Linked DNA regions of Homo sapiens: region 2 is linked to region 1. Evidence: read pairs that join two places in POLR2A ChIA-PET (ENCODE). Cell type or tissue: OCI-LY7. All regions are shown on one strand. Region 1 overlaps MORF4L1 (mortality factor 4 like 1). Region 2 overlaps RASGRF1 (Ras protein specific guanine nucleotide releasing factor 1).

Region 1 (4,000 bases):
GGGACTGAAGGTGCACATCACCACGCCCGGCTGATTTTTTTTTTTTTTTTTTTTTTTTTTTGAGAGGGCGGCTCCTTCTCACCCAGGCTGGAGTGCGGTGACAAGATCTTAGCTCACTGCAACCTCCACCTCCCGGGTTCAAGCGATTCTCGTGCCTCAGCCTCCCGAATAGCTGGGATTACAGGCACACACCACCATGCCTGGCTGATTTTTGTATTTTTAGAAGAGACAGGGTTTCGCCTGTTGGCCAGGCTGGTCTCAAACTCCTGACCTCAGGTGATCCAGCCACCTCGGCCTCCCTAAGTGATGGGATTACAGGCGTGAGCCACCTCGCCCCGCCTGCTCTTTTAATTTTAGAGCTAAAAAAGAGCTGACATTCTTGGATATTTCAGTTGTCCATGGGTCTTTTGAAACCAAGTGGACTGAAAATAATGTGTGCAAAATCTTTCAAGCTACACTCAAATGTAATCTGAGGTACTGCCTAGAATTGCTTCCAAGACTTCCAGGTCCTGACATTTTCTTTAGTCTTGAAGTAGGCTCAACGTAGACTGTTACGTTCCAAAGGTTAGGCTTTATTGTCTCATTTCTTTGTTCATTGAAGCAACTTAGCACCTAGAACATCATTCCACATTTGAAGAATGAACATAGTGAGACCCCTTAATCCAGCCAATCTCTGATGCATATTGATATTTTAATTTGTACGATATTTCACTGAGTAAAAGGGTTGGAAGCAGAGATACAAGTGGAGAGTAAAGGTCCTCAACTTAGAAAAACAGATGAGGAAAGCATTTAAAAAACTGTATTTTCAGATATATAGTTAAAACCAACCAACCAACCAACCTCGACAGCTTTGCAGGAGAGTCCGCTTATGTGCTTAACAGGTGATAGATGATTTGATTATTTAAGTAGATTGACCTGCTAATGAATTGTTTTTGTTTTTACCATCGGATACCAACGTGTTTTTGTCGTAGGGTATAGTTGAAGTTTGAGCCAAAGTGGTGCTCTGTATACCCGTCCTCATTTTTCCTAATTTGGCTAGGAATACCTTAATAAAAGTGTGATGACTCTCTAAGATGTTAATCTTTTTATATATGAGAAGAAATTACAATTCAGTACTTTTTCTCCCTTTACAGGTGAGCGAGTGCTGTGCTTTCATGGGCCTCTTCTTTATGAAGCAAAGGTATGAAACTTGTTTTCTTTTGAGAAGTTGGCCAAAACTACTGGTTAGATCTGGCCATTTAATATACAAGTACAGTATTTTGTTGTTGCCTCAGTAAGAGAGTTGCCTTTTTTAGGTTCGTAGTTAATAAATTTCTTCATCTTTCTGAGATTCTTATTGTTTTGCTTAGTGGCTCAAATGAATTAAAACATTGCTACTCTCTTCCACTTTTCTTACTCATCTGGAAGTAGCATTTGAGGGGAATGTTAGAAGGGGAAGATGGGCTGTGGGAACAAAGAGCATTTTGTGGTTAATGACTTGGTGAGAAAACATTGCTGAAGTTACTTTTAAAAGTAATATATGCTGAGTAAGCATTGAGCTAATTATATTAGGTTAAAGGTAAAAGCCAATATTAAAAATAAGTACATTTAACTGTTGATTGTTGATTTGTCTGGCAAAGTTTGTATTCTGGGAGGCCCCCTTTGTATCAGGGTGTGCTCAAGTTATAAAAACTGATTTTACATTTAGCTGAAGGTAAGCAGGAGAATGCATTCCAAAGTAAAAAAAAGTTTCAGTATTTTGTTTCTGATAACTTTTTTAGTACAAATATTTAAGACTTGACTATACCTTAAACAGTCGTAGCTCCAAAAATGAGCCCGTAAAATACAAAACAGTATAATGTTTAATTTATGTAATTTCTGCATAAATTCTTGGTGAGTAGTTTTATGCTATATGTGTCTGAAAATAGCCTTAAAGTGTCAGACATTTCTGACTAAATATTAGCCATTTTCACTACTTTTTTTTTTCCTGTGTTCTAAATACACAGAAGTGTATTTTTAAAGTTCTAAAGAGCCAAACGCGGTGGCACATGCATGTAGTTTCAGCTACTCAGAAGGCTGAGGCTAGAGGATTGCTTGAGCCCAGGAGTTCAAGGCCAGTTTGGGCAACCAAGCGAGACTCTCTCTCTCTTTATTTTTATGCTCCCCGCCCCGCCCCGCCCCCCAAGACAGTATTGCTCTGTCGCCCAGGCTGGAGTGCAGTGGTGCGATCTTGGCTCACTGTGACGTCCCCCTCCCGGGTTGAAGCAATTCTCCTGCCTCAGCCTCCCGAGTAGCTGGGATTACAGGCACCAGCCACCACACCTGGCTAATTTTTGTAGTTTTAGTAGAGACGGGGTTTCACCATGTTGACCAGGCTGGTCTTGAACTCCTGACCTCGTGATCCACCTGCCTCGGCCTCCCAAAGTGTTGGGATTAGAGGTGTGAGCCATTGCCCCTTGGGAGACTGTCTCTTAAAAAAGAAATCCTAAAATGACTGAATTTGGATGTATGGAGATGGTCAGGAATTTCTAAGTATATGTATACGTACATACATCTTAATGATATAATGTTTGTAAGTGCTAAATTACGACTCATGGCCAGGGGCTGTGACGTACAAGCCTGTAATCCCAGGGCTTTGGGGAGCCAAAGCAGGAGGATCACTTGAGGTCAGGAGTTTGAGATCAGTCTGGGCAAGATAGCAAGACTGTCTCTACCAAAAAAAAAAAAAAAAATTATGTCCTGTTAATCGTTTTTATCCCTGAATGTTGTTATTGTTGTATCAACGTTTGGCAAACTCTACTAAACTGGCTGATTTTTCTCCTGGCACCTGACACTCTGGTGAACAATTTTCGAATTGAAGCTATTGAAACAAATTAAACTGTTGTGGTTATTTTGGTTTTCTCTTAAAGACTTTTAAATCCAAAACCAGATAGTCATCACTTGTCATAGTTAATGACTTGCCTCTAGTAATTCCTTTTGTCTGGCTGCTTTTAAGAAAAGTGAAATATTTTTAATTCATTGCTTTACAAGTTGTTTAAACTAACTTTTCAGAAACAGGTCCATTTACTGCCTTTCATAAGCTAATGAAGTTTTTTTATAATATAGTTTAAAGACTTTGCTTTAGAGGAATTTGCTTTTGAAATAAATATAGCTCCTGGCTGATTAGACTGAGAAGACACAAGCATAGCTTTCATTAGCTGTCCTTGGATAGCTTTTGTAATCCATTGATTAAAGATTTAAGGTGACCTTTTATGCTTGTGGTTCTCAGCTTTGTTGGACCTTTTGTGACTAATCTTCAGTTTTGTAACTTGAGTATTCTACAAGCTTAGTGTTCTTAGTCATTCTGTTTAGGCCACCATAAAGCTTGTGTAGAGTGTCTTTGAAGGATGATTTGAAAAGGTAGTGTCTTTAAAAAATTTCTAAGTGAATTATTATTTTTTTTTTGAATTTCAGTGTGTAAAGGTTGCCATAAAGGACAAACAAGTGAAATACTTCATACATTACAGTGGTTGGAATAAAAAGTGAGTATTAGATCTTACAATTCTATTTGTAATTAACAAGATAGCTTGTGTCACTGACTGGCTTAGCAAGCATATGCTTTTCAATTCTGCAGTTTTAATGTAATATAGTACATATTGAAGCAAAGGTGAATCATTTGTAGTATGACAAAACTATTAGAAATTAGGGTACTGAGCCATTTTAATTTAAATATACTTGGATCTTGGGAATATTTGTTATGTTCTAGTGTAATATCTATTAGTCATATAGTCAATCAATTATTCTGGTTGAATGTGGCAATCACATTTTTCTGTTTTTTTTTTTTTCCTGGTTTTGGTACATTTTTAGGATGGCCTGAATTATTTGGCCTTACCACAAACATGTTGATTATATATGTTATTTCAAGCAGCTGTGCTAAAAAAAACTAGTTGGGTTTTCTGTCTAGAAAAGGGGAAAGGATAAAGGTTGCTTGATTGGGAAATAAAGACAGAATTTACCAGTCCATATTCTGAACTTTGGAAAC
Region 2 (4,000 bases), 100 kb after region 1:
GATAGGTTAGAGACTTCCTTTGCAGCTCTGTTCCTCAAGATTCAGAATGTGGCTGAGAAACCGCGGGAGCACAGCGGTACGTCACGCCACCAGAGCCCTAGTCAGCCTGGAGGGGACACAGGCCCCGGAGGCCAAGCACACGCCCAATCTTGGGGTCAGATTTCTGCTGAGAAATTTGTCTACTGAGAAGGACAATCTAAGTCTCCATTCTGACAGGAAGAGATCTGTGTGTGCTCTTCAAGGGGAAAGAAGGGCTGAGCGTACCATTCAGTTCCATGCCTTATCAACAAGTAGAAAAAGCCTCGCCACCTGGTGTGGACTAATCCTGTTCAGAGCACAGCTGTATTCTGGATCTGGTGAAAGAGACATGCAGCAGAATAGCACACACCACACGGAGTCAAGGCAGATGATTCTGCTTTCACTTGAGATGTCTGCTGTCCGATGACTGGCAAAGGCTGGATGCCCTGGCCCACCTCCGTTCCAGAGTCTCAGCTTCCCTCCTGCACTTGCCCCTTTCCAGAGCAGCACCCTCCTTCCTTTTCTTCTCCATCCACCTGCAGAGGAATGACCTGATACGGCTTGAGGTCAGAGGCGGGGGCTGAGTCAGGAAACCTAGGGCCTCCCCAGCCTCTGTCACCTATCCCTGGCATGCCGACTGGCAAATCACCACTCCTCTTGCCTTTATGGGCCTCAGTGTCCCCATCTGGAAAATGGGAGGGTAAGTCCAGGTGTTCCCTAAGGCAATACTAGCTCAGATACTCTAGAATTGTGGAAGACACAGAAGCTTGATCAGGAGGTCCCAGTGGCCATGCAGTTCTAGATGAAGTGTCACCGTACTCTGAGGCTGTGAAAATGTGCAGAAGATATTCTGGAACCAATTTGTGGCTCTGGGCTGGGCACGTTTTTAACTTCCTCCACATCCCCGTGCTTGCTGTGTATGGATGCTCCTCTTTGGGTTGTCATGCTGTCTCCAGGAAGGAGCTCTATGGCCTGGGAAGCCACAGAATTTTCTCAGCTGCTGCTTAAAAAGTATGTTCCAAGTTGAAGCAGTTCAAGCATCTTCTAGCTGGGCCAGGAGCTTCTATCCTGTGATGCTCCATGGGATACCAAGCCTCTGGGATCTTGGGTGTCTCTGTTAGAGTGTGGACACCAGCAGGCAGAAATGGGGGGCCCTTGGAATATGGGATTGAAAGCAGGAACCAAGCAAGGACCCTTGGAGTCAGTGTCAGGAAGAAAGATGATTTTGTGGTCTCCTAAATTCCATCACTTCCTGTTCACCAAGCAGAGGACTTCTGGCTGGACAAGAATGTTCCCTCCCAGAGAGGCCAAAATCGATTGTTAGCCAAGGCGAGGCTTTTGTCTCCACTAAAGTACAGCGATCCCCAGGAGAGGCGACACACAAATCCACGTTAGTCATTGTACTGTCGTATGGAAGAGTATCATCATCAGATCGTCTCTTGGGTTTTTTTTTTCCCCAAAGAGGATGGGGAGAGGGGTTAAAAGAAGAAAGGGGAAATGAAAAGTCCCAAATGAAATCCAACTGCCTGACGCTTGCCAGGGGCTGAACCAGACTTGGACATAATGCTTTTCTGCTATGGTGAGCACATTTAAGTGAGCAGTAAAAACTGGCTGCTGAGGTTACAGTTCAGGCCATCTAAGAAACGTGGCCATTTTAGAGGGTCTCCAGTGTCCATGGGACGCCTGTAGAGAGAGAATGAACTGCCTCTGGCAGATGCCGAGCAGGCCATGGCCAGGAACTTCCAGAAGCTCCTGGGGCCAGGTGCTGTGCAGACACACAACTCTTACACGGCTGGGGGCTGCAGAAGACAGCTGGGTCCAGACTGCATAGAGGGTGGAGATCTCATGTGGTGCCAAAGGTATTTTTGATTTTTGGACCAGGCCAGCTGACCCTAGGTCCAGAATGACATCCTAGAACACAGGCTGAATCACATGCCCTGACCACTGACTGTCCTTGATTTGCACTCTCTGTAGAGAACAGAAGATTTCAGGATGGCCAAACTCATTCCCTCCCAACTCCATGAGGAGGGCAATGCAGGAGAGCAAGACCAAGAAATGCAAGGAGTGTGGGTTCCAGGAAGCCTAAGTGGGGTGGGAAACTGAAGCCTGGTCTGCAGGGCCTCTGGAAAAGATGATGTCATTCCCAAGAACAGGGGAGAAGGAGAGAGAGATTTACTTGGAATGGGCCCCCAGACTGTGGCAAGGGCCCTGCCTGAACCTTGACAAGCCAAACGAGGTTGGGTGACTTGGAGGTTTTGCAGAGCCTTGCTCAACACTTGCCTCCACGAGTTCATGACAGCATGTACCATGTTTGGCTAGATGTGCCTGCAGCTCTGAGCTCCTGTGCTCCTGAGCTCTGCTCTTTCCTGGAGCCCACAAACAAGAGTAGCATCTTTCACGGTCCTTGGCCCTAAGCCTGGCATCTCTGTGTGCCAAGAAGCAAGAGGCCCAATCCCACTGGGTTGTAATGGGGTGTCCCTGCATGTTCTGTAGTCCTGCTGTCATCAGGGGCTGGAGTGACCAGAAGGTGAGGGAAGGGTAGCAGAGATGTCCCAGATGAGTTTGGCTGCTAAGTAGGGAGGATTATGGACATGTCGTCTGCTTGGTGGGTGGAATCATGACCTGCCATTGACATGAGGAGGGTAGTGAGGAGCAGGTGATAAAGAGAACAATGAGGGGGACACAGTATGCAAGTCCAGAGTGGTCCAGATGAGACAGGGCCCTTGGAGCCACTGGGTCCCACACAGCCCACCCAGCGTCAGGATGACAGACACTGCTGCCAAGGGATTGTGCTTGGGGGCTTGCCCTGTCTACTGGGGGTGCTTGTCTGGCCTCCTGCACACATGCAGGCTGGGGTGGGGGCATCCACCAAGTGCACCAAGGAAGTGGTCCAAGTGCCTCATTGTCCTCTCCTATAAGGAGTGCTGGTCCCTCCTGACCCCAATGCAGGCAACTTCATTCCTGAGGAAGAATCTATCTTATGGTTTTATGTTCATGTTTTATGTTTATGGCTTTTCAGGTTCATGTTCTGAGTGAAGAGGGATTGAGCACACATTTAAGGTGATCAACTAGCCAACACGTTCCAGGAAGCAGCTAACTCTCTGTGGCCAGAAGCGCAGGTGAAATTAGAATCCTGGGAAGGGGCTTGCAGGATCATCTGACGGAAGTGTCCTCTGACGGAAGGGTCCTCCGATGGAAGGGTCCTCTGATGGAAGGGTCATCTGACCACTGTCTCAGCTGCCCTGCAGATCCCCATAAAGCCACCACTCTTGCCCCAACTCCAGAAGAAAAATGTTGGGACCAATAATCACCATCATATTCTTTCCACTTTGAGGTATTAATTACTCAAGTGGGGATTACAGTCCAGGTCTCACTGCCATATCTGTGGGCCTGCTATCTGGTCCCAGGTGATATAGGGGAAGCTATTCTGTTTTACCTGGGAGTGTTAGACCTCAGCCCAGTACTTTGCCCACTTGTGGATGCCCAGTGGCCAGCCCACGGGTCTTCCTGCCCTAGCCCCAATCCAGCCCCAGGGAGGCAGTGGTGCCAGCCTCCTGCCCGCACCTGCTTAGAGACTTTGAGCCACGTCTTTTTGAGCCGGAAGATTGCACTGCGGTTCATGGACGAGGTGATCTCCAGTACGGCATTGTAGTTGTGGAGGCAGCGGCATATGTCAGCTACGGCCACCCACTTCTCGATGGCGCTCACCCTGGCGTTGATGTCCTCATTGCGGATGATTTCTGAAGCAATCAAGTTACTGATCTTTAAGCCGATGCAATAAGACAGGGAAAAAGAGGAGTAAGTATTGCAAAGATGATAAATGGTCACTATTTGCAGATATGATTGCCTGCTTGAAAATACAAGAAGGAATTGGAAAACTACGAGAACAACTAACAGAGCTTGCTAGGGTTGCTGGCTAAAGGTTCAATATACAAAAATGAAAAGTTTATATATACATTAGCAATAATCAATTAGAAAATAC

Evidence for each region. ChIA-PET counts read pairs that join two places held together with the same protein. Peaks named below come from ENCODE experiments on the same cell type or tissue, not always from the same donor. Only the 100,000 strongest peaks of a DNase experiment are listed, where the experiment ranks them.
Region 2: POLR2A ChIA-PET joins it to region 1 with 10 read pairs; 8 of 35 experiments call an interaction of 5 or more read pairs at or near these places.

Annotation. Positions count from the first base shown.
Region 1 is chr15:78,877,080-78,881,079 of GRCh38, forward strand. It overlaps MORF4L1 (mortality factor 4 like 1), which reads left to right. Exons shown (of 12, transcript NM_006791.4): 2 at 1,134-1,180; 3 at 3,433-3,500. Among named protein-coding and RNA genes, the nearest start is that of MORF4L1, 6.2 kb to the left of the region's middle. In OCI-LY7, no CTCF peak of the experiment used is centred here; a DNase peak (open chromatin) is centred at 2,102; H3K4me3 peaks cover 1,970 bases.
Region 2 is chr15:78,981,425-78,985,424 of GRCh38, forward strand. It overlaps RASGRF1 (Ras protein specific guanine nucleotide releasing factor 1), which reads right to left. Exons shown (of 27, transcript NM_001145648.3): 23 at 3,583-3,780. It overlaps LOC100129540 (a long non-coding RNA gene), which reads left to right. Exons shown (of 2, transcript NR_148998.1): 2 at 3,038-4,000. Among named protein-coding and RNA genes, the nearest start is that of CTSH, 38 kb to the left of the region's middle. In OCI-LY7, no CTCF peak of the experiment used is centred here; no DNase peak of the experiment used is centred here.